Linked DNA regions of Mus musculus: region 1 is linked to region 2. A link is a loop called in an ENCODE intact Hi-C map of the cell type or tissue named here. Cell type or tissue: gastrocnemius. All regions are shown on one strand. Each heading gives the region's core, and the rest is flanking DNA. Links, peaks and the distances in the headings are about the cores only. Region 1 holds the start of Myo7a (myosin VIIA). Region 2 overlaps Tsku (tsukushi, small leucine rich proteoglycan).

Region 1 (15,118 bases), core at 4,813-12,812, 230 kb after region 2:
ATGGAGGGAGGGTCAGGGTTGTCTACCTGTTGATTCGGGTCTTACAGCAGCCTCGGAAGACAATGGGTAGAAACAGATCATACATGATGTACATACCAGGGCTGCTGCGAAGGCACTGACCATCAGTCCTGACAACTTCACTTCAATTCCTGGGTCCCACATGGTGGGAGGAGAGGACCTACTTCCACAGGCTGTCCTCTGACCTCCACATGCATGCCCTTCCCCCAGCAATAGTGTTCTAAACTGCAATAAAATGTTAAGATGCACACCCTGGTTATTAACACTGTGAACAGCTGTCACAGCCAACACACCAGCTACACGTACATTCTTGTTTTGCTCAGTGTCTTGCCTTCCCCGTGAGACAGGCAACTGTTGGTAGGTTCATCCCATTTTACAGATGAGGAAGTTGAGGCCCAAGAGAGACTTGGGGTCTTGGTGGCATTGTATCCCGCTTACTTGTGTATAGCTGCGTTTCGGAGCATGGTGCAGTGCACCAAGCCCATTGCCTTCCTGCACTTAGGATGACCTTTGAGGACATGTGCCGGTACTTTACTGACATCATTAAATGCCGCCTGATTAACACGTCCTACCTGAGCATCCATAAGACATGGGAGGAGGCCCGGCTGCATGGTGCCTGGACGAGACATGAGGACCCACAGCAGAACCGCAGTGGAGGCTGCATCAACCACAAGGACACTTTCTTCCAGAACCCACAGGTGGGCATGTGCAAGGACCCCACCCTGTCCTACCCTGCGTCAGCCATGGACCTGAGTGACTCAGGGATGTCCCTGGCTACCTTTGAGCCTCATTATGACTATCTGTGCAGTGGGGCTCGGTGGACACTGTGTGAGGTCGTGAAGTCGCTGTCTTACTGTCTGCCCTGCATATGGTCACAATGAGGAAACGGTCATTCAGGGACTCAGAGCTTTCTTGTCTGGAGTCTCAGGCACAGTGAGAGGCCAAGTAGTGGTCTTTGTTTTCACAGTAGCCCAGTTTGGCTCTTCCCAGGAAGTGTGGCCAGGCTGTGCTTCCCACTGGGAACTCTCCCCAGCAGCCTCCTCCTCCACTGCAGTCTGTCTACTCAGTCCTTAGACTCAGTGTGTCCTTCGTGAGCAGCACTTGTGTGCCAGGCTCTGAGGTGAGTACTTAGCATCTGGTTGAGCTCTCCCAGTCTTCAGTCAGGGTGGCCACTGTATGAGTTAATGGGCTCGTCCTCCAGAGGAGGGACTGACTGGGAGAGCAGATGGGATGGCCTAAGTTCATGCTACCAACATGGCTGGGCCTTTGCTGGAGTCTAGGCTCCCGAGATCCAGGAGGTTGACCTGGGTCTCACTGTGGATCTCTTTTCATGGCCACACCTTCAGTACGTATTTGAAGTCAAGAAGCCAGAAGATGAAGTGTTGATCAGTATCCAGCAGCGGCCGAAGCGCTCAACTCGCCGGGAGGGCAAAGGCGAGAATCTGGCCATTGGCTTCGACATCTATAAGGTGAGCTCTGCGGGCCCACACCACTTGCGGTTGGCCTGGGCTCCGTGAGGTCTTGTGTGCCTGATGGTCTCACTGCCCCTCCCCCATCACTGCCCCTCCTCCAGGACTAGGCCTCTCATCTCCTGTAGTCTCTTGTGTTGGAGGCCTTTCCGTGCACAGGAGTAGGCAACCTTGTACAGAGACCAGCAGACTTGCCATAACTCCCCTGGCTTGGAAGTTGATGCCCTCCACATGTGATACTCAGTGTGGGGAGACAGTTGGCATGACAGATCCCGCGCCATACATGTCAGATCTTCAGAACTTACTGAACCCACGTGGGTGTGAGACACTGGTGCGTGCTTGCTCCCTAGCAGTCAGTGTTTATGAGAAAACCATTTGTTCTCTCCCCTGTGCTGGCTCATTCATGTGTTGACACGCCGTGACACTTTGTGTCATGTCATGCGCTGCTTTTCCGGGAGCTGTCCAGGATGTCCTGGCAGCTGGTAGTGCCATTTCATGGCTTTGGGATGTGAGTTAGGCATGTCATGATAAGTAGTCTTCCAAGACCGTGAAGATAAGTTCTGAGACACCACTGGACGACCCACACTGCAGGTAGCACCATACCGTAGCCATAAGGAAGACAGCTATGAACAGTTCATCGGTGAGCTCAGCACACCGTACAGATGTGCTGGCCAAACAAGGTGACTTGAGTCCCTCCTGTTGAGTGATTTGAGATAGTGTAGGATTTCAACACGTCTGAAATTGAAAAGACATCCATTGTTTCTGGAGGTTTCCTTTCACTGTTTTCAGAGCACGGCTGACTGTAGGCAACTGAAATCATGGAAATAGGAACTGAGGATAAGCAGGGTTGGCAGTGGGGGACAACTGCATTTGGTACCTTTGTGACAAAACTCCAGGGTCAGGCTGGGTATAGCGGCACATGCCTGTAATCCCAGCACGTAAGAGGCTTTGACAGGAAAACGAGGAGCAGCAAGACATGATCAGTTACAAAGCGAGTTCAAACCCGGGCTATAGGAGACCTTGTTTCAGAAGCAAAGCAAGAGAAAGGCTCCACAGGTAAAGAGGCTTGCTGCCAAAGCCTGATGCTGTGAGCTCGAAGGAAGGCATGCGAAGATGGAAGGAGAGAATTAACCCCACAACGGTGTCCTCTGACCAATACCTGTGTTCTGTGGCATGTATGTCCCCCATCATACACACACACATATATAATAAATAGTTTAAAAAAAAGAACTTATAGCTTCATTGGGATCACCAGGAGATTTCTCACCACTTTTAAATTATTTTTCTTGTGGTAAAAGTCACAGACCACCTAATTGAGCAATCTAATGTTTATAACCTAGAGATATCACTAGATTATCGTCTTTGTGAAGAGACGGTCCACTCCAGTAAGTCATTGCCACCCAATATGATAGAGCCTTCTGAGGGGGCCTCTGCAAAACACCCCAGCCAGCAGAGCATTGATCCGTGTGAGGCCAGGGGGAACTTCAGTTCAATATGACTCAGTAGCTGGTGTTGGTCCAAACTTCAAGAGTCTGACCCTGGGTGGTTCATTTTGGGGCAGCACAATTTGGAGAAAATTTTTTTCTGGTGATAAATCAATCCTGTGTGTACAATAGAGCTGAAGACATGGCTACATTGGACATCTTCATAAGGATAGGTTCTGTAAATTGACTGCATGGGGCATCTTCACAAGGCTAGGTTTTGTAGATTGGCTGCATGGGCATCGTAAGGGTCTGGAGGATCTGGTGTGGTCTCAGTTTATCAGCCACCTCCACTCCCAGCTATCACTCTGTGTGTTTAACATTCCTGGTTCCCTGGTGCTCATCTGTGAGCACAAGGGCCTCTGTGCTTTTCATACCCTTCCCTTCAGCCCTAACCAAACACTAACCTAATCTTGTCCTTATAGATGTGCTAGTTCTGGATATTGTCTGTCTGTGTATCCTACTGATCCTTTCGTGGTAGCCACTTGGAGATGGGATAGTCTCTGATGCGGGGCTGTTTATGCCCCATCTCCTCTTGTCTCCACACAGGTGGAAGAGAACCGCCAATACCGTATGCACAGCCTACAGCATAAGGCCGCCAGCTCCATCTACATCAATTCCCGCAGCGTTTTTTTGAGGACAGAGCTGCCCGAGGGCCGCTACGTTATCATCCCTACCACCTTTGAGCCAGGCCACACTGGCGAGTTCCTGCTCCGAGTCTTCACAGATGTCCCCTCCAACTGCCGGTGTGTGGGGGCTAGGGCTAGTGACCGCATGCATATATACCCCATGCTGGGCTGGATTTTAACATGGGTCTTACCATTACTACCACATGTCCCATCTGTCATCTGAGGATGAGAAATAGTATCTATAAGTGCTAAGTGCTCTGCCGTCCTGAGAGGAGGAGGTGGGGCAGAGAGGCTGGAGGCCTGTGGTAGTGGGTGTGGTTGAGTTTGCCATGAGGTTTGCTTAGCTCCTTGTTTTGAACCCCATCTGCACATTTGTCTTTATGCCGCCCATCCATTCCCCTATCCTGCCCTGTTTCAGGGAACTACGCCTGGATGAGCCCCCTCGGACCTGTTGGAGTTCCCTCTGTGGCTACCCTCAGCAGGTGGCCCAGGTACATGTCCTGGGGGCTGCTGGCCTCAAGGACTCCCCAACAGGTGAGCTCCTCTGGAGTTTACCTCAGGCTCCCTCTACTTCAGTGCACACCCCAGTCTCCTGAGACCTCAGCACCTGTAGACCATCAGCCATCCAGCGGGTGATGTGAGCTTCTAGAGAGGTCCACTCGTGCCTCCCTGGCGCCCCCATGTGGTGGGGACATCAGATAGCCGCTGGGGGTTCAGAGACAGCTTCTCTTCTTCTAGAGAAGGTGTTGAGCTGAGAAACCCATATACAGAGAACGATTGGCAAGAACCATAGGCCAGAGGCCACTCTGTACTCTTCCCTCTACCTGGCCCTAGAAAGTAGGGGACTAGGAAGGTGAATCAGTGTCCTGTTTCCCCTTCCCCTTTGGGACAAAGATCAGGTTGGCATGTCACCTTCCAGACACCTGTCCCATTAGGCTCTGTACCAGCCCCGTCCTCACCCCAGCTCCCCAATCCTCTCTCCAGGAGCAAACTCATATGTGATCATCAAGTGTGAGGGCGAAAAGGTTCGCTCAGCTGTGCAGAGAGGGACCTCGACACCAGAGTACAATGTAAAAGGCATCTTCTATCGCAAGAAGCTGGCTCAGCCTATCACCGTGCAGGTGAGACCCACTCACAAGCATATCCTGCCCCTCCCATAGCCTGTCGATCCGAGAGGTAGGGCCCTGGGCAGAGAACCCTTCCGTATGAGCCCAGGTGCAAGCTTCTGTTGCCTTGCCCCACCTCTTGCACCTCTGAGGGGGCTGATGTTTAGTCATTTTGGGTCTGAGAACCAACAAGGTTGGTCTCCCAGCTGAGGACAGTGGTGCTCTTTGCTGACCTGGCCCAAAGCCTTGGTCACTCTTCCTCAGAGCTTCCACAGTCAGTCTACTTGAGAAGGTGACACTGAGGTCATGTGTGGTGTGTGGCTGTCTCCTAAGAGCCCCGGGGAGCTGATCTGAATGCCAGTGACCTTGGGCACAGTTCCTTTCTCTCAGTCCAACATGACTGGAACACGGTGACTCTGAGCTCATTATCAAGGAACCTTCTCCTCTGTCCCCGGGGCCAGAGCAGCCTCTCTCTGGGCAGGAAACCATCTGTAAACAAATGCGTAGCACCCTGGGGGAGTTACTAGATTTTCCAAGTTTTCTTAACACTCGGTCCCAGTGGTTTAAATCACAGACTTGTAGATACTGAGTCTAGAAGGACCATTAGGGGCAGGTAATTCAAGGCAAATATTAAAATGAGATGCTGAGTGTGGTGGCCCACATCTTAATCTCAGGAGACAGAGGCAGACAGACTCTAGAAATTTGAGGCTAGCCCGATCTATGTAGATTAGACTGCTAGCAAGGGCTACATAGTGAAACATTGTCTCCTGAAAGAGAGAAAGGAAGGAAGGAAGGAGGGAGGGAGAGAGGAAGGGAGGGAGAGGGAGGGAGGGAGGAAAGAAAAAAGAAAGAAAGGAAGGAAGGAAGGAAGGAAGGAAGGAAGGAAGGAAGGAAGGAAGGAAGGAAGGAAGAAAGGAGCCAGGCAGAATTAGGTCAAGTTCAAAGTCCCTCCCCCTCCCAACCCAGTTCAAGTTTACTAGAGCTAGTAGTGACAGGTTGAGCTTTCTAAGTGGTAACATGCTTTTATGGGGAGCCTGAGGCTCTGGAAGAGGGCACCCCATCAGTCCATGGGCTTTTCCCTGACTGGGCTTGCACTGAGTGAAGAGGCTTCTAGGTCCGGCTGCCCTCACTCCCCACTGCCCTAGGCTATGTTCCTGGTCTTAGATAAACCCCTCCTTCTTCACCCTCTGTCTCCTCTCAGGTTTGGAATCACCGAGTCCTGAAGGATGAATTCCTGGGCCAGGTGCACCTGAAGACTGCCCCGGATGACCTGCAGGACCTCCACACCCTCCATCTCCAGGACCGCAGTAGCCGGCAGCCCAGTGACCTGCCAGGCATTGTAGCTGTGCGAGTCCTCTGCAGTGCCTCTCTCACGGCTGTCTGACCCCAGCCTGCCTGTCCTGCCCCACTAGTCCTCACCACTACTCGCATGTCCCCACCTTGCCTGGGACCAGCCTGGGAACCAGACACTGGGGCCCTTTCCTCACTCTTCCACTGACCCACTGTGTGACCTGAAGAGAGCCCTGCCCTCTCTGAGCCTCAGTGTTTGGAGGGCCCCAAAGAATTCCCGTCTTGTGGGGGAGTTTTCTTGCCTAAGATTTAATGCAGTTCTCTCTACCCAGTGGGCGCTGCTGTTAAGGGGCCATCTGCTGAAAACGTTTCCCCAGGCCCTGCTGTCTGCCAGGAGTGCCAAGTGTCAACTGTTTACACACAAACTGCCATGTCCCACGCCCCTTCCCTCTCCTTGTTTGCTATGGGGGAGATTGCTTCCCTCCCCAGATCTTTGCTATGTAGCTTAGAGTGACCTTAAACTTATGATCCCCCTGCCTCCACCTCCTCAATGCCGTACCACTATACCAGTTTGAGTGGTGCTGGGTATGGAACCCAGGGCTTTGTGCATGCTAGGCGAGCACTTACCAACTGAGCTACATCCCCAATCCCACTACAGCCCATTTTAAAACCATCTTGAAAGAACCCTTATTGGCATATGCAGGAGACATCTGCTCATTGTCTAATGCCTGACCCCCATTCATTTAGTTATTCAATATAGACTTGCCCAATTAGCCCATCGAGCCTCCCTAGGCTTCCCGATTCTCAGGTCTTCTCGGAGGCAGATCCCTTCCTGAGCTCCAGGCTCTGACTTCACCGTCACCCTCTGAAGAGCTATGATCATGCTGGTGAGAAAGTATGATTTCCCAACCTCTGCTTGTGGTGTTGGAAGGAGTGGCCTGGCCAGGCAGGTTGATGTAAGGCTATGGGAGACCCAAGGGGAACACATGCTGCCTCTGCTGAAAGACCCTGGGTTTTTCTTGGAAGAAAGGACTCTAGGGTGGATGGTACCAGGCCTTCAGGGTTAGATCATCTGTCAAGTGTCACCGATGGGGACTTCTCATGACCAGAGGGCTCTGCACCAGCATCCCCAAAGAGCCAAGAAGGCCACCATGCTTTTACTGTCCAGACCAAAATGTTGCTCTCAATCCCCAACATTTGATAGTCTTAGCATTTAAACAAAATCTCCGAGTGAGGGAGGCCAGCCCCCACATTTGTCCTCTGCAGGCTCATTTTGTTGAGCGTCTGCTTTTATCTTGACACTGAGCACGAGAGGGCACGGGTGGGTGCTCACAGTGGGACCTTCTTGGAGGAATCTCAGAGGGGGACAGAGATGAGATGTGCATTCCTGGCTGCCACCTGCATTCCTGAGGAACTCTTGTTTACTGGTGCTGTGGCTCACAGGTCCCCCTCTGTGCCCTCCTTCAGCTTCCAGGCCAGACTTAGTAGATAAATAGTAATAATAATAATAATACAATTGAGTTATCAGCCACAATTCCTTTTGGAACTGTTACACTCTGCCTCTGGTCCCTCCAACGTGGTCCTCTTCCTGGCTGGAGGTGCTGGATTCTGACTGCCATCTTGCTCCATGGTGGCTCTTCTGGCCTGGGACCCGGTCCACAGGAAGGGCTAGGAGCTGAATTAAAGATGAGAGCATCCCTCCTGCACACTGGGGCTTCCCTTCACCAGGAGCAAATCACTTCAACCTCCCGTGCCTCGTTTCCTCCCTCTGTAGCATGGGGCTCGAGACTCCTGTTTGTGAGGGACTCTTACAAGGATAAGAGCAAGGCCACACCACTTCCGCTGTGTATCAGTCTATCATACACTCCGCACGGTCACATGATCACTTCACTTCTCGATGGCTATTGCAGACCAAGACTGCAGTCAAGAAGGGAGGGTGAGCCTCACGATCTTGGGTCTCAGGGCCTGACATAGGGGTCTTAGCTCAGCCATATCCCTCTGAGGCACAGGGCGAGCAGGGACCAAGTAGCAGACGAGTCGATGCTTCACCTGGCATCTAGCCACTGCCTCCCACTTCTAGCAGAACTGGGTCAGCAGCCCTGTTCTTGCTTCCTCTCTCTTAAGCTAGGCCAGGCTGGCTCCTGGCTGTGAAGGAACTTCCGGTCCCCAAGAAGCCTTGAAGACTGGACAAGGGAGGACAGGGTGGAGCAGGGATAGCCGTGGCTTCATTTATCGTTTGCACCCAGGAGGCCTTGTAGTCTTCCAATTGCAGGAGATCAGCCCTACAGTGTATTCTACGTGAACCAACAGGGCCTGGCCTTCACTCCTCCAGGCCACAATGCCCTGGGGTCAAGGGAAAGGAACTCTGTTATCTTCTCAGAATAAATATTACTGCCGCTCTAGAGGGATCTGTCTGTTTCATTTTTCCCGTACCCCGCACCCCCCCACACACAAGGGTAAAGACAGAGGGCACAATGGGTAGCTGACCTCTGGTCAGAAGGATGAGCAAGGAAGGCCTTGGGAATCACAGATAAAAGCTGGCCTTGCTGGTTACCTAGTGAGTCAGAGCCCAGCTCTGTGGAATCCTTCAGGTTCCCTGCTTCCAGTCAGTGTGGGGCTGGCTTTGCTGAGCTCTGCCCATCTCAGGCCCTGGGGACATGGGGGCACACAGTTCCTGCTCTGCAGCAGCCTTCCAGCAACTGGGGAAAATGTACAAATCATGTCTGATCGAAGTACTGTAGTGTCCTTGATAAGCAGTGTCCCTAGGAGCTGACTCTTAGTCTCTGAGTTCAAGATCTGTGCCCTGTTCTAGTGGAGAGGAGAGACTTACATGCAGGCCACAGACGGAGGTGGCAGAGCAGAGATCCTGGGAAGGTGCGGTAGCTAGAGCTAGGAATTTATGGGCAGGGCCACGGGTAGAAGCTGGGTCGGGTTGTGGAAAACGAAATGATGGAATACGACGATAGATTGGATTTGAAGGGGCGAGGGTTGTATGAACTAAGACCAGTTCTGCAGTGGTTCAGATGTGGTGCCCTTAAGAGGCTCAGGTGCCAGAAACCAGTGCCCCTTCTGGATAGGGCAGAAAACAGGCAGAACCTGGAGAGGTACGGTGGAGCATGAGGTGGTAAGGACACACACCATCTCAGGTGGTTTGTTTTGGGGAAAACAAGCATGGATTTCTAGGTTTCTCCGATCGGGTGACCTGCTTAGCCGAGTTTGGGTGCTGAGGAAATGTCTCCGTTATGGTTCTGAGACCACTTTCTCACCCACCCACTGCCTTCCCAGCATGCACCTCAGCCTCAACGAAGCACACCTGCCCCAGTTGCCGCCTTGTCGATTGGGCTCTGGATGCTCCAACCTGTGTCTCTCCCACTCTGTGTAGGCTCATGCTACTCACCTGACTCATAAGTATCAGTTTCGTAGGTGAAGGCTGCGTTGGGTGCAAGTCAACCTTGGACCCTGGTCTCACTGTGGCACCCTGGTATGAGGAAGTTGACCGGCTTTTCCTTAGTCTTGTAGCAGTTGGCTGTGCCCAGCAGGTGGCACCATTGCACCATTGATTCTCCCCACTCCATACCACTATAGATTCCACCCCACCCTATTCCCCTCCCCACCTTAACCCACCCACCCCCACCGAAAAGCAGCTTTCCTGAGTAGATGTCCCAGCTGGCAAGTGTGGGCAGAAGAAGGGGCCAGGTCTCAGGAGGAGGAGGAGGAGGAGGAGGAGGAGGAAGAGGAAGAGGAGTCCTTCAGCCTCCTTCCTCATCTACCATGATGAGTATTTGTGTCCTGTTCATTCCCACCCACTCCCTTTTTTAAATCACACATTTAAATCACACACACACACACACACACACACACACACACACACACACACACACACCGGGTAAGTCTGTCCTGCGTGAGGTGGCTCCTACTCAGGTGGCTTTGCAAACTGTCTGGATAACAGCACACTCAAGACTCCTAGGACAGGCTGTGGGGGCCAGTTGTAGAGCCTGGGGGTGGGGTGCATCTTGGGGAGTCCTGGTTTGGATGTTGTGTCCAGCCAAGGCTCCAGGTATTGCCAAGCCTGCTCATTTATATGGTCTCTAGTAGTGCCCTGACGAGGGAAGCTGGGTGAGCAGGGGAGGCTACTGGGAACTGAGACCCAGCAAAATCATGAGGAAGATGGGACGTGATCAGGTGTCCTAACCATGCAGAGATGGCAGGTAGTAACACATGTGACAAGAGACCCTGAGGTCCTGATGGTTGGCCCCAGGCCCGAGGTTCCCACTGGCCAGCAGTGCCCCCTGGAGCTTCTATGCCTTGCATCCCTGCTGGTTAGCTTTACACAGCACCTTGGGCAACCTCTAGACGTTAGTCAGCAGCCCCAGCACAGCCCGCCCCTCATGCTGATGTCACCACATCCAGACCTTCGAGGCCCCCAGGGCTCCGCCTCCTGGGAGAAGGCTTTGGAGGGAGAGGGCGGGTGGCAGTGCAGGCTGGACAGCTGCCCTGAACAGAAAGAAAGAGTGACCCAGGGAGACAAGAAACAGAGTAGCCCAAGGGAAGCCCACAGCAGCAGCAGATCAAGGCTCAAGCTGGAGCTGAAAATTTGCAGGCTCCAGCCTCAGCTTCCAGAGTCCTCCTGACCTGTGACCCCTGGCTCCTGGCTGGGAGGTGGTGACTCGGAGGGTGTGGATAAAACCCAGGTAAGGATGGGCTGCCCTGGCTGGAACTTTTGGACTGGGGAGGAGTTACAGGCTGGGGCCTCCTCTGGAGCCTCTGCCCTTAGGTTCCTGGGACTGGACTCCCCTGAACCTACAGGGGCCTTGCCACCATAGGCATGGAAAGAAAATGCCCCGAGCCGTGCACATGGAGGCTTATGCCCTAGATGAGGGAATAGCTGAAGAGCACAGGGCCTGTGGAGTTGTTTCCGGGTTGGAGCTGGGTCAGGGGTATCCAGAGGCAGGGGTGAAAGATGGGAGTGGAGGCTGGGGGGGCAAGTGTGGATGCCTCTCTCTGCTTGGTCTTTTGGTCATCTCCCTGATAATCTATCTCTCCTTGCACACGTTGTTTCTTCTTTGTGTGCCTTACATTCTCTATCCGTGACCCAAGAACATGAAGGTTACCATCTGGGGTTGCCCAGGGGTCAAGGTAAAATCAGTTGTGGGTCTAGGGAAAAAAACAAAACAAAACAAAAAACTATGGTTCTTTGTTCTCAATTTGAAAAGCAACAGTCTTACACACTAGTCTAGTCTGGGATGGAGAGGTAGAGCCTCATGCATGGGGTAGAAGAGACCTGAGCTTTTCCATGGGTCTTCAGCTCTACCCTCCAAGTCTACAGTCCCAGTCTGTCCTGCAGCCTTGTACCAGCATGAGTGAGGCAGGGGCCAGGCAGCCTCTTCAGACGCCAGCTCTCATAACTACTGCTGCTGCCTTTGGGATTATCCCCCTGCCAGGACCCCAGCGTGGTGTAGGTCTCCCGAAGGACCATATGCCCATAGAGACCCAGGGCGTGGGGTCAGGGCTCAGGTGTCAGGCAGTGTCGTGGGCAGAGGATCAGATGTCCCAGTGCCTCTGAATGGACCCTTGTGAAAACTTAATGCTCACTCGAGGGGCAGGCCAGGCAGGGATGGAGGGGCCTCACACCAAGACCTATGGGCTGGGGCTGCTTCTGGTGACCACACTCGAGGCAGCAAATCCATCTCGAGCCTATTCCTGGGTCCAGCTCTGTGCTGGATGAGGTAAGAGATGAGGGCCACGAACAGGTGTTAGATCATTCTGCCATGTGTCCTAAAACTCCTAAAGCAGTCCTGAACCAGGAGCAGAGTCCAAATCTTACTTAGTGCCAAGTCTTCCCTGCCCTGCTGTGTGACCTTGGGTAAGAGATAGTCCTTCTCTGAACTTTGGGCAGCCTCAGGACATTAGTCCCTGTCCCAGCACAGCCCACCCCTCACGCTGATGTCTGGTACAGGGCTGACTACACTCCTTTCAAAGCCCTTTGGGATGACGAGGGCAGCTTTGGGCAGTGGAGGTGGTGACGGTAACTGAGGCTCTGGTCACATAGACTGAGCTTTAATCAGAAGGATGGAAACCAAGAAAGATTTCCGTGAGGGAGGAGGGGTAGGGGTGGGGTTGGGGAGGAGTCTAGGTGGCCCTGCAGATCCAAGCTGCCTGGGCTCAGGGCGTGCCATGGTCTCTTCCCACAGAGCTGTGTCTGGTCACTCCGGCAGGTGTGCTGACGTAGAAGCATGGTTATTCTGCAGAAGGTGAGTGCGTCTCCTCTCTCTCAGAGCTGCAGAGGGCCATGCTGGGTACCTCACATCCCACCCTGCATGTCCTCCTCTCTATGTGCTTAGCCATTGGAAACGGATTCCAGTTCTTCCTCTTGGCAAACTCCTACTTAGTCTTCAGAACCCAGCCGTGAGAATTCCCACCTCTGCCACCACGGCTTCTTTGGTTGCTGACACGTGTCTCTGGGCAGGAGTGATGATTCATCCCCCAGTCCCAGACATTCCAGACAGAGGAAGCACATGCAACGGCCCCAGTGTAGAAGGTCTTTGGGGAAGCAGTTAGCAAGTTTGCTTAGGGGGGACCTGGGCAGAAGTGAGTCAGGGTGACAGGGCCCAAGCTGGAGCTCCCCAGGGAAGAGGCACAGGTGCTGCCCATCAGCTGAGCCTTCCAGGCCCCCTACTCCCCAGAGCCATTCTGGTCTCTGACCCTCAGCCCTTCCCCGTGATCAGCCTGAGACTCATGAACTTCTTGGTCTCCAATGTGGGAGCCAGGAATGTAGGCAGTGCGCCAGATGGGCCGGGCACAGAGCCTTTGGGCTGAGAAGCCGGGTGCTACTGGGGCTCAGCCACGAGTTTCCTGTTGTCTCAGGCTATGAGAGGCCAACGGAGCAGCCTGGCTGGAAACCCCAAGGCTGCACAGGGCCCATGTGTTAAAGGCAGGCTATAGCTCTAGATCAGGAAAAAATTCAGGGACTGAAAGCTTGCTTGATGGCCCATCAGAGAAAGCCAAAGCCAGGCTAAAAGGGGCTGATGGGTGGTGATTCACACAGACACCCCCCAGAAGGAGGATCCAGGGTCCCCACAGGCCTCAGGGGTGTTCCCCAGAGCCTCTACCTGACTGGACTTCTTTTCCCCTGGACTGTTTGCTTCTGACTATCTGTGAATGGTGGCAAGCTTCGTCTTGCAGGGACTGTTTTGGTAGTGGATCTTTAAGTGAATGGTGGCTCTACCCATTTTCAAGTGGGACATACCTTTCTATTACATCTCTCATCCTCCACGGTGCCCCGGCCATAGGTGCTGACCGGCTCAGCAGGCTCTGGATTTGGATGATGCTGGGGGGGACCTTGAGCTGCCCATCCAGGTCCCTTCTGACCTGTGCTGTAATCCCTGAACTGCCAGACTCTGTTGCCTTTTCTGCCTGCCGCTCACTCCTGCCGGTCTCACCCTCTGCTCCCTCCCCTGACCTTTGCTTCCCCCTCCTGCTGCCTACATCCTCCCAGGCCTCAGCCTATTTTTGGGGAGACTCTTTGCTCCAGTGACCCTGGAGATCATGTCTCCTCTGAATTCCTGGACCCGAATAGAGTACTAGAAACAAGGGTAGCCTCCTCTTGCTCCTCAGCTTCCCTGCTGGGAACCAGGCCCCTGTGACTTGGGGTTGGGTACCGAGGGTTGCCCAGCTAAGAGCACCATTTAGATGCAAGAGCTAAGCTGGACTCCTGGCCTTGGCTTTCCATCTATGAAGCTGTAGGCTAATTGCTGCCATCACTTTGCAAAGGGCTGATGGTAGGAGGGTTGAGAGTATCATGTCCTGCTAATAGAACTGTCCAGCCTCGGCTTAGCATAGAAGTCCACAGAGGTCAGCTGCCACATACCTTCTGATAACGGTGCTGTGCCGTGTTCCCGTGCTTTTTTTCTCTTACTTTATTTAAGATGAGGAAATCCCAGGAGACCTCAGAGGATCCGATGGTGCTTTTTCCATGTGCAGGTTGCCCTCCCGTGGGAATATGTATTGCAGGTCATTCATTCAGTTTCTCTCCTTCCTTCTGTACCTCAGCCTTCCTGAACCACAGATTCAACTCACTCATCTTCATTCCTCCCTTCAAATCCAGCCTTCCTGAGCCACGACAGGGTGCCAGGCACATAGGACACGTGCACGACAGTGGGCTAATTCCTCAAACTCCGCTACTCCCAGAAAACCTTTTGCTTTGTGAAGGGTTCCAACTGGCCAGGCATGGCATCTGTGGTTGTCATCCTAAGTGATTCGGTGAAGCTATGGGGTGGGAACTCAGTCTATTTCCCACACGGGAAGAAACTGAGGTTCCAGCAGACTCACTGAAACATAATCTGGGCAGGCCCGGACATGACAGGAACAAGGAGCTGATGGAGAGACAGTTGTCAAGGAAAGGAGGCCTGGGGAGGGGCACAGGGACCGGGGCGGGGGGTGCGGGGAGGAGAAGCCAGACTGTCCCTGGGTGGCGTTGCAGGGTAGAGACTTTTTGTGGAGAAGCCTGCTGCCAGTCTGGGCACACCCTTTGTCTTCATGGCCTTATGAGTTAGACAGAATCCCTAGGGAGTCTTAGGGTATCTGGGGCCCCCTCACCCAGCCTCATTCACCTGCCCCACAGAGCCCCCACTGAGGCCTAGTTTCATGCCAAGCAGAACCCTGAAGATGAAGACTGTTCCCTGCCTCTCTGGAGAAGTTTCCAGACCAACTGAGTGTCATCTGGAAGCCAAAATGTGACAGCTAGATCCCAGGGGGACAGGAGGATGAGAGGAAGCCTGGGTATCAGAATCAGGGAAGCTGTGAGACTATAACAAAAGTCCCTCCTAACCTAAGTCCCAGGAAGATGTCCCCAGAGTGGCCAGGCCAGGTGACATTGGAAAGGAGACTCCTGGCCTCTGTGGTACACACGTAGCTTCTTTGAGGACCTTGAAGAGGCTTTTTCACTTCAGTCTGACATGACTTTCCTCTGTGTTCTGTGGTAGGCCAGGGTGGGAACCACGTGAATTTGACCCAGATCTGCAGGCAGAAGGTTTGAAGATAGCTCTGGGCCACATGCTGGTTGGATTGTGACTTAATAGAATATAATGCCTTCTTTGTCTCTTGTTACAAGTCATGACTTTGAATCT
Region 2 (15,118 bases), core at 4,751-12,750:
AGAGCCGCTTGGAGCTGCCAGGCTCGTAGCATTTATACCTACCGTTCATGCTTGACCTCACGGGACAGCAGCCTACTGTCTTTAGGGTCACTGTGGAGATGACATCGTGGGCCCTAAATAGTTCATGTCTGGCCTCACAGGACCTGCTGTCTACCAGCTGTGTGAAGTATCTTGCCTTGTGTTCTGTTGGTCCTCCGGATGTCTTTCATCTGCAGGTCAGGCTTTGTAGAAAAGATCTCTTGACCTAGAGATCGCTCTTCTCCCCAGACATCCTTGATGGATGCCTGTCTGCGCTGCCTGCCTGCCTCTGCCCTTTCTCCCTGGGGCAGAGGGTCCCTGAATGGAGGCTGAGCAACATTAATACTGCTGCACAGATGAGGAACTCAAACTCCTGGACATAAAACTGTGAAGAGTCACAAGAACTCCTGCGTCCAAGATGTTAGTGTTGTTGCTATGGGTGAGAGGGGGCCCTAACAATCTCTCCCACTCACACCCAGCGAGGCTTAGCCACATGCTTTGTGCTTAGCGTTTTTGTTCAGCTTTAAAAGTCTGTAACTCTGGGGTTGGCACTAAACCCTGTATTTGTGAAGATGGGAAGCAGAGGCTTGCAGAAGGGTGGGACTTGACTGGTGGTCACAACAGTCCAGGGCAGAACAGAGACAGAGACCAATGGCTTCTGACTCTCCCCTGGGACTTGTCCCAACACAGAGTTGCCCTGTTGCTTTCTTGTCAGCGTCCTGGAGTGTAGTGAAGCACGATGGGGTCCCTCTGTCTGACATCTACCCTACAGAGACAGAGTAGCCCATGCTGTATATCTGTCAGTGTCCTGGCTACATTGGGCATGTCCCCCATAGGGGGACATGTCTAGTCCTTACAGCAGCTCTTTGAAGGACTGTCTTCCCCTTTTCATTTCCTCTCTAGTATCTCCAAAATATTAGCAAGTGGCTCTTCAGATCCTTTAATGGGAGATGGGAGGGTTGGTCTCATTGGGCAAACTTGAGGTCTACAGGACAGGGGCTTGTCTCTTCCTGTTTCCCACTAGAGTTCCCCAGGGCCTAAGCAAGGGCCCTGGGAGATGTTCATGGCACAGCAGAGCAAGGTTCTGGCCTAGAGCATGTATCACCCAGGCTGCCTAGGTGGGTCTCCACCTGCAGTCCTGTCTCCTTTATCTCGTGGCAAGGACCGCTGCTATGTTCCAGATTCTCCAGGGAAGGCTGTGCACAGCTCTTCACAGATGAGGGTGCAGGGGTTTGTTGGCTTGTGTGAGGATGGCAGGATAGACTTTGCCTCCCTGTGCAGAGTCCAGGGCCAGGGCCCAGAGGAGAGCAACATCTGGGCTGTATTTGCCCCGCTGGTTACATAAACTAGAGCTCAGGAGAAGCCTCTTGGCATTTTGTGAGCCATTGTATAATCACCTCTGAGAGCCAAAGGGTGATTTGGGGGCCCCTTGCGGTGTTTATTTAAACCCCAGGCAGGGTGGGTTGGAGCAGATCAGCCTAGCTAGAGGGCGGGGTAGGGGTGGGAGTAATGATCTCTGGGAGAGTTCCCTGGGGAACAAAGGGGGCCTGGAGCAACTTAATATTTTCCTCTTGGTGCAAACATTGGAACACTCTGTCCTGCCTTGGCTGGGACTAAGCCCAGGATGCACCTGGGCCGGGTTTAATCCTCGAATTGGTCTCTACAAAAGAAAGGGGTGGGCAAGAAGGGCCCCAGGGTTGGGTAGGGGAGGCGAGACCAGGACGGAGCCAGAGTGCAGATCAAGTGGCTGCCCCTTTAAAGTTTCATGCAGGGCCGGTAATGCTACCCAGCTGCTCCCCAACCCCCAGCCTAGAAGGTGGGCAGGTCCTCACCCCTCTCACTTCACCCCTATTTCTTTCTCTGGAGGCCCGTGGAAGGGAGACAGGCAGGAGGACAGGCCACCCAGATGAAGAGCCTTCTGTCTCCTGAGTGGCTACCTAGCAGGGGAGGGGGCCACTTAGAGGTTCTCAGTTTATAACCCTCTGGTTCTCATGCTAATACCACCCAGCACGTGATTGCAAACCTTGAGTGTGCCTATACGGACCCATGTGACCCTTAGATATGACAGCATGCATAGCGTCAGACATAAGTAGCGGCTTATGTTGTAATTTCACAGAAGGAACTGAGGGGAAGGGGTGAGTGGCTTGGGTCGCAGCAAAGCCCCTTCTGGATTCTGCCTACTTCCCAGCAGCCCTCTGGGGGCAGGCGACAGAGATAGAAGCACTGAGCAGGCCTCCGTCTAATTCTGCCCTGTTTTGTGCTAGTTTTGGTGGCGAGGCACTTGTTCTCTCTGGGCCTCCGTTTCTTTTCCTGTACAATGGGGTAACAAGCCAGCCACCTTTCACAGTTAAAAGAGGGAGAGCAGAGAGGCGATCTGGCTATGTTAGTGGGAAGTAAGGCATGGGTAAGAAAACAGAGGCTTAGTTAGGATGGTGGATGTCTCACAAGCATCTTTGGGAGTCTGGACACTGGATCTCAAGTAGAAAGGAAGATGTTACTTACTGCATTGAGAACCAGCTAAGGTAGAGGGCAGTCAGCCAAGGATCCTGGCTCTGGTGTCTACGCCACATGGTACCACCATGCTTAGCTGTATTCATGCCTGTCTCTAACCCTTCAAAGCTCAGTTCTCCCTTAGTGGGATGGAGACACGACTCTGTCTTGTAGGTGATGGATGGTAAGGGTTAGAGGAGACAGTGTTCGGAGGCAGCCAACTCAGCAGCCGACCTGTGGTTTCATTTCAGCAAAGGTGAATGAAGCCCCCAACTCCACACTTGTGCTGTGAAGTCCTCTCTGGCCACACGGGTCTCCAGCAGCCTCTGAACTTCAGATCAGTAGTTATAGTAAAAGCAGCCAAGAGACCGTCCGGTCTAACAGATTTCACGTAAGATGTCCGGGTACCCTTACTTTGGTCAGAGCAGGCCACTTGGATCTCATGCTCCTGGTTGGAGGTCCACCCACCTGGTCCAACCCTTAACCGTACAGATGTGGGGACTGAGGGCTTAACCGTACAGATGTGGGGACTGAGGGCTTAACCGTACAGATGTGGGGACTGAGGGCTTAACCGTACAGATGTGGGGACTGAGGGCAAAGAAAAATAGGGACTAGGGGTTAAGAGTGTTCCAGGAGCGGTGACAAGTTCCAGCTGTGTCCCTACACTGGGCTGTCTCTTATAGGCCAGGATGCCAGTGTCTGGTACACCCACCCCTCACCTGCAGCTCTCTTTCCAGGTGTCACCATGCTGTGCTCTCTGTTCCTGCTGCTGCTGGCCGTGGGCAGAGTGCAGACGACTCGGCCGTGTTTCCCTGGCTGCCAGTGTGAAGAAGAGACATTCGGCCTCTTTGACAGTTTCAGCCTGATCCGTGTGGACTGCAGCAGCCTGGGCCCCCACATTGTGCCTGTGCCCATCCCTTTGGATACAGCCCACCTGGACCTGTCTTCCAACCGGCTAGAAACCGTGAATGAGTCAGTCTTGGCAGGGCCAGGCTATACCACACTGGCTGGCCTGGATCTCAGTTACAACCTGCTCACCAGCATCATGCCCTCTGCCTTCTCCCGACTGCGCTACCTGGAGTCACTTGACCTCAGCCACAATGGCCTGGCAGCCCTGCCGGCAGAGATTTTCACCAGCTCCCCCTTGAGTGACATCAATCTGAGCCATAACCGACTACGAGAGGTCTCGATATCTGCCTTCACCACCCACAGCCAGGGCCGGGCACTGCACGTGGACCTATCCCACAATCTTATCCATCGCCTGCTTCCCCATCCAGCCCGGGCCAGCCTGCCTGCACCTACCATTCAGAGCCTGAACCTGTCCTGGAACCGATTCCGAGCTGTGCCCGATCTCCGAGACCTACCCCTGCGTTACCTGAGCCTGGATGGGAACCCTCTGGCTACCATCAACCCAGATGCCTTCATGGGGCTGGCAGGCCTCACCCACCTGTCACTGGCCAGCCTGCAGGGCATCCTCCATCTACCACCCCACGGCTTCCGGGAGCTCCCAGGCCTTCAGGTCCTGGACTTGTCAGGCAACCCCAAGCTCAAGTGGGCAGGAGCTGAGGTGTTTTCAGGCCTGGGTTTGCTGCAGGAACTAGACCTGTCAGGCTCCAGCTTGGTGCCCCTGCCTGAGATGCTGCTGCATCACCTCCCTGCTTTACAAAGTGTCAGCGTAGGCCAGGATGTGCAGTGCCGGCGCCTGGTGCGGGAGGGCGCCTACCACCGGCAGCCTGGCTCCAGCCCTAAGGTAGTCCTACACTGTGGAGACACCCAGGAATCTGCTGCCAGGGGCCCAGACATTTTGTGACGAATGGTGTGGCCTGAGGCCACTTGACAGACTGCTGCCTGGGCTTGCTCAGGTCCCCACTAATATTTTAATGTGCCAATGCCTGTGGAGAGTCTACAGGCCTAAGTGGCGGCCATCTCAGTAAAGATATGGGCCAAGGATAGTTTTTGTACCTGGGGCCTATACCCAATAACAAAATCTGCCGGTTTGTCACAGTGGCTCACCTCCCAGAACTCTGAGCAAAGGGACTGTGATGCCAAACCAGACTTTGGTCCCTTCCTGAGCCCTGCTCCAGTTGTCCCTAAGTGCCTTCCCTTTTGTCTGGACTGACCTGACCCATGATGTTTGGACTACATGTAGGTGAGCGCCCGCATTGCAAAGCTGACTCAGGTCCACTGGGCTGAAGGTCCCTTGGAGCCCAGTGTCTAGTCACACCTTTTTGCTCTGGGCCCATGAGGCCTACTTCTTCCTTTTCTCATGGAATCCTGGGTAGAATCTTAATAATAGAAGGACTTAGAGAGAAAATCAAATCCACCCTCCTTGTGGGGAAGATGGTAATATGGGACCAAGAGCAGCAAACGTGCTCACCTGGTGTCTTGGAGCCCAGCCTCCTGCTGAGGTTGGGGGCTCTGCCATCCCTCCCCTGCTGGGTACCCTGTTACCATTCATTGTCTGTGCTGTTTCCCATTGTGCCCAGCAGTAGCAACAACAAGATCACATGGGTGGGGACCCTAGGTCCGGTGGCCAGCTTATGGCAGGAGCAAAGTCAGTCCCCCTTTCAGAGCCTCAGGAAGCTTGGAACACCTCAGTCACAAGCCTGTCAGTTTCTTCCTCTGGGATGGGAGTCCCGCAGCATCGAGACTGGAAACGTACACATTTCCCCCAGGGACCCTGTCTTACGATGCTTTTCTACGTCAATGCAATTGTGGCCATCTGGCCACAAGCTCCAAGGGACTTACAAGCTCAAGGGCCAGAGCCCAGAGACCCATTTTCCCCTCCAAGGAGTGGGGCAGGAAGGGTCTCCCAGGCACGCTGTGCTCACCCCCAGGGCCACATCTCAGCTCTCCAGCCCTGGATTCTTTCCTGTCTTCATTTTATGAGTTGTTGCCCTTTTTTTTTTTTTTTTTTTTTTTTTAATGAACTGTCACTTTTAACCCCCTCCTCTGCTGGCCGGGGGATGGAAAGGAAGATAAATGTTATTTGTTCACTTTTGTAAGACTCTGTTCTGGGTGTGGGCCAGGAGGTCTTAGAAAGAAGCTGGCTGTCAGTGACCATGTGGGCATTGAGGCTGGTCCCAGAGATGCTCGAAAGTCAGTGAAAGCTATGCCTTCTCATGCTAGCCCAGCCCAGCCCACCCTGCGACTGGTTCTTGGTTTAATAAACACATGTAAGAGTTCTTTCCACCACTGAACTAGCATTTGCTGACAAATCACTGGACTGGGGTTGGGACCACAAAGATACATTAGACCCTACCTTGGGCAGCTTATTGGGGGTGTATGACAATGTATGAGAGGCAGCCACTTGGGTGGACCAACCCTCTTTCTATACTCCATCCAGTTCCCTCACCCACATCCATGCCACCCCACCTCCACCCACCATCTGTCCAGCTTTAGCAGTGAGCTTGCTGGGGCCTTGCATGCCCCTGCCTCAGCTCAGGCTGTAGCTGTGGGGCTCTGTCCTTGTCCTACTTGAGCCCCTCAGCTCTTTCTCACCTAGGACAACCAGTTCCTAGTGTGCCTTGCTCTAACGGTCACTTCTGTTTGAACACTTCGGTGACAGCTTACTTCCAGTTTTTTGGGGACCAAGTTGGCTTGTCAACAGTTTGGTTCTGACTGACCAGTCTAAGGAGGTATCCAACACCGTCATCAACACCAACAACAATCTGTTGCTATACTCGAGCCAGGCTCTGTGCTGAGCTGGGTTCGCTGCCATGGGGGACACAACAGGATCCCTAGCTTGGAGCCAGTGATAGCCTAGCGGGAGCCTCGCATCGCTCATGAGAGGCAGACCAGAACAAGGAGGTGGCACTCAGGAAAGGTCATGGGTGAAAGGTGGATGGCATGGAGTCCAGAACATTCCAACAATGGGCATCCATCCAGGGATCTGTGTTTCCTTGCCAGTAAGGTCACCATGGGAAATGTATCTACTAGAAACTCTTGAGTCCAGGGTACCTGATCAGTGCAGAAAGAGCTGAGGTGGGAGGGTCCCAGTCACTCATGGGGGGATAGGCAGCCCTGGATACCAGGCAGGATAGGCTTCAGATGTAGGAGCGGGGAAATAATGTACTATTACACAATAGGCCTGGGCCCTCCCGAAGCCCTGCTGGTGGAAGAAATTCTGTTTTGTTTTGAGACAAGATCTCTCTACGAAGTTCTGTGCACACATAGGAATCTTAAAAACAGGTACAAAGCCAAAAGGGGGAGGAGAGAAAGAGAGATCTCAGCATTCCGGCTGCCACAGGGGCAGGGGTTGGTGGTGGTCACCAGCGATGCAGGATTCCCGAGGCAGAGCCAGGAGGACGATGGTTTACATTCAGGCTCTGGGGCTGCAAGGTTGGAGGTGAACTTGTGCTGCTAAATTAGACCCTATCTCAAAAACGGTAACAAAGGTAAAAACAAAAGGGGAGGCAAGGCTTGAGCTCCTGGAGTGAAGGCGAGGGCACAGACATCAGATTGCAGCCTCATCCTGTGACATGAGATGTCCAAACACTGCCATCCTAGCCTCTTGCCACCTTAGACCTCCCTCACTGGTAGTGCTCTCGAGAGGCATCTGGCCCACAGCACCACCTGGTGGCCACACCCCAGATTGGATGGACTGGTGGAGGAAGGCTTTAAGTACCATTCTCAGCTTCTAGCCACCCAGATACACTCAAGAGGGTCTCCCCCCAGCCCCCCAGAGGTCCTGTCACTTCCAGAATGCCTTAGAATAAACAGTCTCCAACTTCGTGCAAAGATTCCGTTTTGGATTCACATACACACACATAAAAAAACAAAACAAACAAACAAACAAACCACAAACCGATTGTGTGACTTCCCTGACCCTGAAAAGTGAGGGTGAAGATACCTCTGTCCACAAGAGGAGGGCATGAAGTCACATTTGTGCAGAACCAGAACTTTGGCAGTCACAAAATAAGGTGCCCCAGAAGTACCCTTCCTCTCTTCCTTGCAGTTGCGTCCAGAAGTTTTTCACCATATGTCTTAGGGATTTACTGCTGTGAACAGACACAAGGCAACTCTCATAAAAACAACATTTAACTGGTGCTGGCTTACAGGTTCAGAGGCTCAGTCCATTACCATCAAGTGGGAGCATGGCAGCATCCAGGCAAGAATGGCACAGGAGGAGCCGAGAGTTCTATGTCTGAAGGCTTCTAGGAGATGACTGGCTCTTGCATGGTTGGTTAGGAGGAAGGACTCATTGCCCACCCCAACAGTGACACCTCCAACAAGGCAACGCCTCCTAATAGTGTCACGCCCTGGACCAAGCATATTCAAACCACCACACCTTATAAATGAGGAAAACAGCCTCACTTTATCTACCGATACCATCATCCTCTCCTTGGCTGTTACTGCTAGAAGAGTGCTCAGAGACACCAAAAAGCCATCAGATTGAAGTTGTTTTTCTGTTGCAAATCGGGGAGATTGTACAACTCTGAGTAGATCCTATCAGACTATGTTGTGTAGACCCTCTAGCAGAAAAAGCCGAGGTCAAAGCTACGGATGTTTTTCTTCAAGGTCAAAGCTGCAGATGTTTTTCTTCTTGGCCCCTTTTCACATGTGTGAGACTCAAGCTCACACTTTGAGGTGCAGACCCAGGTCCCCCAGCAGGTGGCAGCACTCTGTGCTTCAGACCTAGCTAGACAATTTGGGACACGGTGTACAAGAACTCGAGTCTGCTGTTCAGAAGTGTTTAAAATTTCAAAATGGCAAGAGGAGCCGGAAAGCAAGCATAGGGTCCTTCTAAGGTGCCACTGTCCATGAAGCCACTGTTATGGGCTCTGGTCATCTCAATAGTAGAGAAAGCGAAGGCGTGCCTAGTGTGGTGAGGACACAGAACAGTCTGCTTCAGAGAGCCCATTGGAATCTTCGGGAACAGGAATTCCATTCTCTGTGTAGCCACATTCCAGTCCCTGTATCTTCCATACCAACAGGACCAAGGGCACTCAGAAAGAGTAGCAGAGAGGCAGAAACTCCCATCCAAGTGCCATCAGGCCAACTCACAAGCCACTTATTCATTTATTTTTTTGAACAAGCCCACCAGGAATGTGAAAGGCAGCTTTGTCACTACATGTGAAGTCCACACATACCTAGCTCCTTCCAAAGGTGATGTCTATGACAGTAGAGGTCACCAGAGGCTAACGTGGCCCCGGCCCTGGAAGGTCAACATTCCTTCTTAGCTAACATTCACTAGAGAGCAAATGTTTATCCTATCAGTAATGAATCATGGCCAGTATCCACAAAGGGAAGGTGCCCAGTGCCGGCCATGTCTACCGTACACTGCTGCCCAGTCAGTGTCCCAGGTAACAATCAATACTGTGCTCTGAGCTCAGCATTTAATATCCATCCTCAACGTACCTTCCAGCTACAGGAGCATGGCCATTCAGCTAAGCCACACGCCCCTGTTGGTTTTTCTCTTTTTCTTATCTTACCTTTTGTTTATTTAAGTACCACAGACTGTATTTGGGGGATTATTGTGTTTACCGAGCGTGGAGGGGATTTCCTCCTGTGTTTATTCTTTAATTACTGACACCATTTGCCATTTTAAGTCACACACTCCTTAGGCAAAATGTTTCAAACTGGGAAGATCAGAGTAGGTCATGTTTCTTGGTGTATATACGTGTGTGTGTGTGTGTGTGTGTGTGTGTGTGTGTGTGTGTGTTTGTGTGTGTATGTGTGTGTGTGTGTGTGTATCTACTACACATATGATAATCGTGTACATTGATACGGGAAAACACAGAAGAAGAGATATTGGTCAGAGGCTTGAAAGATCAAGCTAAGAACGATTTTCTAATTAATTGATTGTTAGAAGCAATAAATAAGCCAGGTGATACATAAGGGCTCGACTCTCGTGCTAAATGAAGGGTGGAAAGTCCCACTTTGAGGGAAAAAAAGCTGAATTCCCTAATGAATCAAAGACGGTGACCAATGACTTGACTCGGTGCACCTCAATAACAGTCCCCGGGTTTCCAGAAGGAGTTCATCTGGCCTCAACGCCTGGCACTGCTGATTCCTGGGGAAGTCACCCACCGTCTCTTTTAGCCATAGACTTGTATGTTTAAAGAAAAAATAGCTATGGAGGCCCCTCCCAGGGAAGTCGGTGTTGCTAAACATTTAGCATGATGCTTACAGTACAGTTAAATGATACATCCATGAAATATCTTTTATTTTGAACCACCCTCCACCTTGGCAAAATTCATAAGCCTCCATTTTTTTACTCTCCATCCTCTTTCTCCCCCTCCTTCTCCTTTTCCTTTTCTTCCTCCTCCTCCTCCTCTTCCTCCTCCTCCTCCTCCTCCTCCTCCTCCTCCTCCTCCTCCTCCTCCTCCTCCTCCTCCTCTTCCTTCTTCTCATTTTTTCTTGGGACTGCCAGCTCCCAGGGGAGATACCATGAGGAGCAGTACCATACTTAGGGACTTCCCTGAGTATGGCTTGGGGCTGGAGCTGACCCATTAGACTTGAGAGAAGTGGGAACTCCTGTCCCTTTCCTTTCTGAACACCTTTACCTTGTGCCTGAAAACCACCATTGCTCTTTGACTTAAGTGAGGACAGCTGTCTGAGGCTCCTCTGTGATGGGCAAGGGCTCAGGATGTCTGGGTGAGCCTACAGGGAGGACATGCACTGTTTCATGGGGCCAAAGAGGCACCTGCCACACTGCCAAGGGCTGTCACCTAGGAATGCTTTCTAAGGTGCAGACTGGAACAGAGGAGGCAAGATGGCAAAGCACACAAGGAAGGTGGCAGAAAGACAGGACCACATCCCTCCCTGTACTGCCTCTTGACTGTCAATGAGATGTCCTCATCAGACTAGTGTCCTGGTCTTCACAGCCTGGCCTTCACACCCACTTTGAATCCCAGCTGAACCTATGACTTCGATTAGGACAATGCGATTTTTATTTTGTTTCATCTTTTTTTCAAAGTTTACATTTTTAATATATGCTTATATGGATGCACACACACCAGAGGACACTTTGCAAGAGTTCATTCTCTCCATTCACACATGGTTCCCGAGGATGGTGCTCAGGCTGGCAAACTTGGAGACAAGCACCTTTACCCTCTGAGCCATTTTGACAGCCCATGGTTTGTTGTTTGAAATAGGGTCTCACCGTATAACTTACTCATTCTAGCCTGGAGTTCACTTCAGGCTCCCGAGTGCTGGGAGTATAGGCATATAATACCACACCCAGAACTGGAAGATGTACTTTAAATACAGGATAATGTAGAAGGCGGCCCATGTTAAACCTATCTTGTTTTATTTCCTTATTTATTTTAAACTTTTAATTTTTGTGGTACAAGGGAATTGAACCTAGAGTCTTACATCTTCCAGGCAAACTCTTCACCACGGATAGACATACACACATATATATTTCCCCCCTCAGCATAAGGCCTAAGTCTTAAGAGGATCTGGTTTGCTGCCATGGGAGCTCTGATGTGCCTTGTACAAAGTCTACCGAGAGCATGTAGAAAGCCCCCAAGACTACATGAAGAGAAAGAGAAGCTTCAGTCTCTCTCCCAGCAAGTTGAAGACCCTAGCTGACTCCACTCATACTAATGCCGGCCAAAGCAGACCAGTCAATCAGCTGAGCCCTGCCCCGCTGCCAAATCAACAGCAGATAACATGACGGTTACTCTAGGCCAATTCAACCCGTGCTGAATTAGCAGGATTCATAGTGAATTCAACCCATATGACAGCCCCCACAGGTCCCCAGCCTGCTGCCACATTCCTGCCCTCCTGTTAAGGTAGCCATGGGAAAAGGGTGGCTGAAGATACAAAGAAAATTCGAGATGAAAAAGATGTAGTCTTGGAATACTGCTATTTCAAGAGCCCTGCCTGGCTGGTGTTTAAAGTGTTCCATGAGCCCATGCAGCCAGAGGCTCACCTCTACTTGCAGGTTTGTATTACATCGCCCCTGCCCGGCCCTGCCTGTCTCCACTCCCTGCCGGGCTGACCCAAGTTCACTGTTCTGTTTGGGTGTCTTTACCCTCCCCTGGAGGCTTTCTCATACCCAGGGACTTCTGAGGAGTGAGAACAGAGTAGGGGAGCCTGTGGGAACCCAGGGGCTCCAGGCAGAGTTCTTCCCACAGATGTGAGGAAAGTCACACTTGGATCGAGCCCTAAATATTCTCTGTCACACAGATAGTAATTCCCTCAGCTTGCCCCACACCCTGTAACCCTGTGAGAGTGACCTGTGAGGCTGGAGGAAGGGGTTGTAGACAGACAGGCATCTGGCAGGGATCTGGGTTCTGAGTATGTTCAGGGGTGGCTCTAGACAGACCTTCCCTTTGCTGCTGTGTGAAAGAAGACGGCTAGGGGGCGGCAGAGGGGTGCAGGGGAGTGAGTGCCTCTCTGTCTTCACACCTCCAGCCTGATCAGTTTCTATCTGCCCTGCTTCAGCTTCCATGTCACCCCCTTCCAGCAGGGAGATGCTTTTTGTTTGTTTATATGTTGAGACAGGGTTTCTTTGTGCATCCCTGGCTGTCCTGGAATTCACTCTATAGATCAGGATGGCCTCGAACTCACAGAAATCCACCTGCCTCTGCCTCCCCATTGATTAAAGGTATGCATAGTCCTGGAGTGTATTTGTCAGATATACTGAGGACAGCAACAGTAACAGATATACTGTTACTAAATCCCTAAAGCAGTGATTCAGGTCATGAGTCTTTAGGGCTCTAATGATCCTTTCACAGGGATCACCCTAAACCATCAAAAACATGAACATTTATATTACTATTTATAATAATAGCAACAAAGTAATTTATGATTGGGGATCCCCACAGCATGAGGAACACTATTAAAGGGGTTGCAGCATTGGGAAGATTGAGAACCATTGCCCTGGGGTCCTTAATCCCCAGACTTGGGCCTGATACATAGGCCGATTGTGGCATACATATCTGGTGCATTAATAATTAAGTCAGTTACTGGTGGTTAGGTCTAGAGTAGTTGTTGGTATTCTGTCTGGATTCCACCCCCACAGTTACCTGGCAACAGCAAGGTAGCCCAGTCCACTATAAAAGGGGCTGCTTGCCCCCTCCTCTCTCTCTTACTCCTGCTTCCCTCTTGCTTCTCTCCTACCCTCTTGTTCCCCCTCTCTCTGCATTCCCTTCCTCCCTCTCTCCACGTGGCCATGGTGGGTCTCTGCTTCTCTGCTCTCTCCTCTCTGCCTTTCTCTGTCTCTGCTGCTCTCTTAACTCCCCTCCCCATTCCCTGAATAAACTCTATTCTGTGCTGTACCGTCGTGTGACTGGTCCCTCAGGGGGAAGGGATGCCTTGGCATGGGCCCGCCGAGGCACCCCCTTCCCCCACACCTCACCACACCACCTTAGATCATATATTAATATCTCTTTATCTTTTTATGATCACAATAGTTAAGTAGCTTTCTGGGTGTACACTTCAAGTTGTATTTCAAGCTCAGGGCAGAAACCAGTTTTCACAGGGCTGGAGAAATGATTCCATAGTTGATAGTGCTTCCTGCTCTTACAGAGGACCTGAGGTTGGTCCCCAGCTCCCAAGTCAAATGCTTCACCGCTACCTATAACTCCAGTTCCAGGGCATCCTATGTCTTCTTCTGGCCCTCGTGGTACCTTACACATGCACATACACACATACACATAAATAAAAAGAAATCTAAACAATAAAAGAAAGAGGGTTCAGAGAGATGGCTCAGTGGTTTAGTGCGCGCGTGTTGCTTTTGCAAAGGACCAGGGATTCCTTGCACCTCTATGGTGGTTCACAACCACCCAGAACTCCATTTCTGGATGATGCTATGCCCTCTTCTGACTTTAGTGGTCACCAAACATGCATGTGGTACAGACACATTCATGTAGGCAAAATACACATAAAATGAATAAATCTACAAAGCATGGACACCTACAAAGATGAGTACAAATAAATGAAAGAAACCAGATTTTGCTGTTTCTGGTGTGGAGGCCCTGCCCTGCCCTCCTTCTCTCCCTTTCTCCAGGACAGATGCCAGAGCCTCAGGCAGCAAGTGTGCCCCACCGTCTGGAGGTGGGCTAGGACAGTTGACCCCAGTGAACTTCCCCTATGGTTTTCTAGCCCCTTGACCTACGCCCACTCTGCTCTCCCTTCTTACTGATGATGAGAGTGCCCCAAGTGCCCCCATCCATGGCCCCATGGGCTCAGAGGGGTCTCTCCCTCAAGCTGCAGGAAACATCTTCCTCCCCTGCATGATTTCAATCGTGTTAGCCAAGCGAGGAGCTCAGGCCCACGTTTGCTCCTTCTGGGAGGTCTATGCCCCAGCTTGGGGGTGTGAGCAGCTGAAGTGCAAAGGATAATCCCAGAGTACTAGAAAGACCCGGAAACCATCTTATTTTCCCAAGTGTCTCACAGTTTAGCTTTAGGATTACATAATCTTTAAACTTTCACATGGGTGGGTGTGGTGGGTGTGGTTCAGGTCTTAGAACAAGCAGATCCAGATGGATTCTACTGCATAGCTGATACTGGAGTTTACAAAAGGATCTTACACATTTGAAAGCAGGGCAGGGATGTATGTCACAAGCCCCCCTCCAAACTGCCCTCTTTTCTCTCCTCTTAGAACGATTTGTGTTGACATGGAAAAGAAAAGAAAAGAAAAGAAAAGAAAAGAAAAGAAAAGAAAAGAAAAGAAAAGAAAAAGGAAAGGGAAGGGAAAGAAAAGAAAAGAAAAGAAAAGAAAAAAAGATGAGAGAAGAGAAGAGAGGAGAGGGGGGTGTCAGGGAGGAGAGGAGAGGAGAGGAGAGGAGAGGAGAGGAGAGGAGAGGAGAGGAGAGGAGAGGAGAGGAGAGGAGAGGAGAGGAGAGGAGAGATAGAGGGGGCTAAGATGATGTTGTAGCTGACAGGCTGGCCCAAAGGACCGGCAGGAGGCTAATTCACGAGGGGTAACCACTTTCTCTAGTGGACCTGTGAGAGATGACAAGAAAAATAAAACTCGAAGTCAAAGGCGACAGAATTCTAAGAGTGACAAGTGGATTAAGGAAGAAGGAGGGGTGGGTTGTGAGGAGGCGGGAAAGGGGGCTCAGCTCAGTTCTCCGTGGGTTTGGACGCCTCCCCTATCTGCCTCCAAAGCCTTGCATCTAGCAGAGACCCTACACATCGTCTTGGGGCACCCCGGGATAGGCTAAACTCAGCCCTGACCCATAGCCTCCCATGAAGGAGCCCCAGGCCAGCAACACAAGAAAGCAAAGTGACTGCGTAGTCAGGCCCCGGACTTCAGTTCCGAGGGTCTGACGGGGCGGAACTAAGAGCTTCCGGCTAAGCTTGTCATGGAGTTAATGCCCGGCAGGTGGCGCTGGGATTCCTACTCTGGTGGAAGCTCCTGGGCTTCTATTTCCTGCTTCCTTCCTGGACTCCTACTGACAGAAGCAACAAGTGAGTTGGAGGATGCTACAGGTCCGGAGCAGAGGGCAAATTCAGAAGCACGTATCTGATGACCAGAATTTTTCACGGTTACCAGGAACTCCATTCTCTTCACATAGTCCCCTCTGCTACAAGAACTTTCCTGCTCTCTGTTTCATAGAATTGAAAAATATTAATCCAGGTTCCCTAATAAATAGGGTTTTTGTTTTGTTCTGTTATTTTGTTTTAGAGTTTCCTATGTCCAAACCCAGGG

Evidence for each region. Hi-C counts contacts between places; a loop is a spot of excess contacts. Peaks named below come from ENCODE experiments on the same cell type or tissue, not always from the same donor. Only the 100,000 strongest peaks of a DNase experiment are listed, where the experiment ranks them.
Region 1: a loop joins it to region 2, with 2.9 times the contacts of the local background. A loop is called at or near these places in 3 of 42 quality-filtered maps.

The regions. Positions count from the first base shown.
Region 1 is chr7:98,114,842-98,129,959 of GRCm38, reverse strand. Myo7a (myosin VIIA) reads left to right here and starts at 10,467. Exons shown (of 49, transcript NM_008663.2): 1 at 10,467-10,684; 2 at 12,185-12,244. The coding sequence starts at 12,227. It overlaps Capn5 (calpain 5), which reads left to right. Exons shown (of 13, transcript NM_007602.4): 8 at 521-716; 9 at 1,365-1,487; 10 at 3,518-3,714; 11 at 4,016-4,131; 12 at 4,582-4,718; 13 at 5,905-8,401. The coding sequence ends at 6,087. In gastrocnemius, for the core only: a CTCF peak has its summit at 9,507 (motif pointing right); DNase peaks (open chromatin) are centred at 9,527, 10,366 and 12,779; H3K4me3 peaks cover 913 bases; H3K27ac peaks cover 2,095 bases.
Region 2 is chr7:98,341,258-98,356,375 of GRCm38, reverse strand. It overlaps Tsku (tsukushi, small leucine rich proteoglycan), which reads left to right. Exons shown (of 2, transcript NM_001024619.3): 2 at 3,246-5,708. The coding sequence starts at 3,254. The coding sequence ends at 4,318. Among named protein-coding and RNA genes, the nearest start is that of Tsku, 12 kb to the left of the region's middle. In gastrocnemius, for the core only: CTCF peaks have their summits at 7,098 (motif pointing left), 8,113 (motif pointing right) and 11,817; DNase peaks (open chromatin) are centred at 7,078, 8,124, 11,107 and 11,821.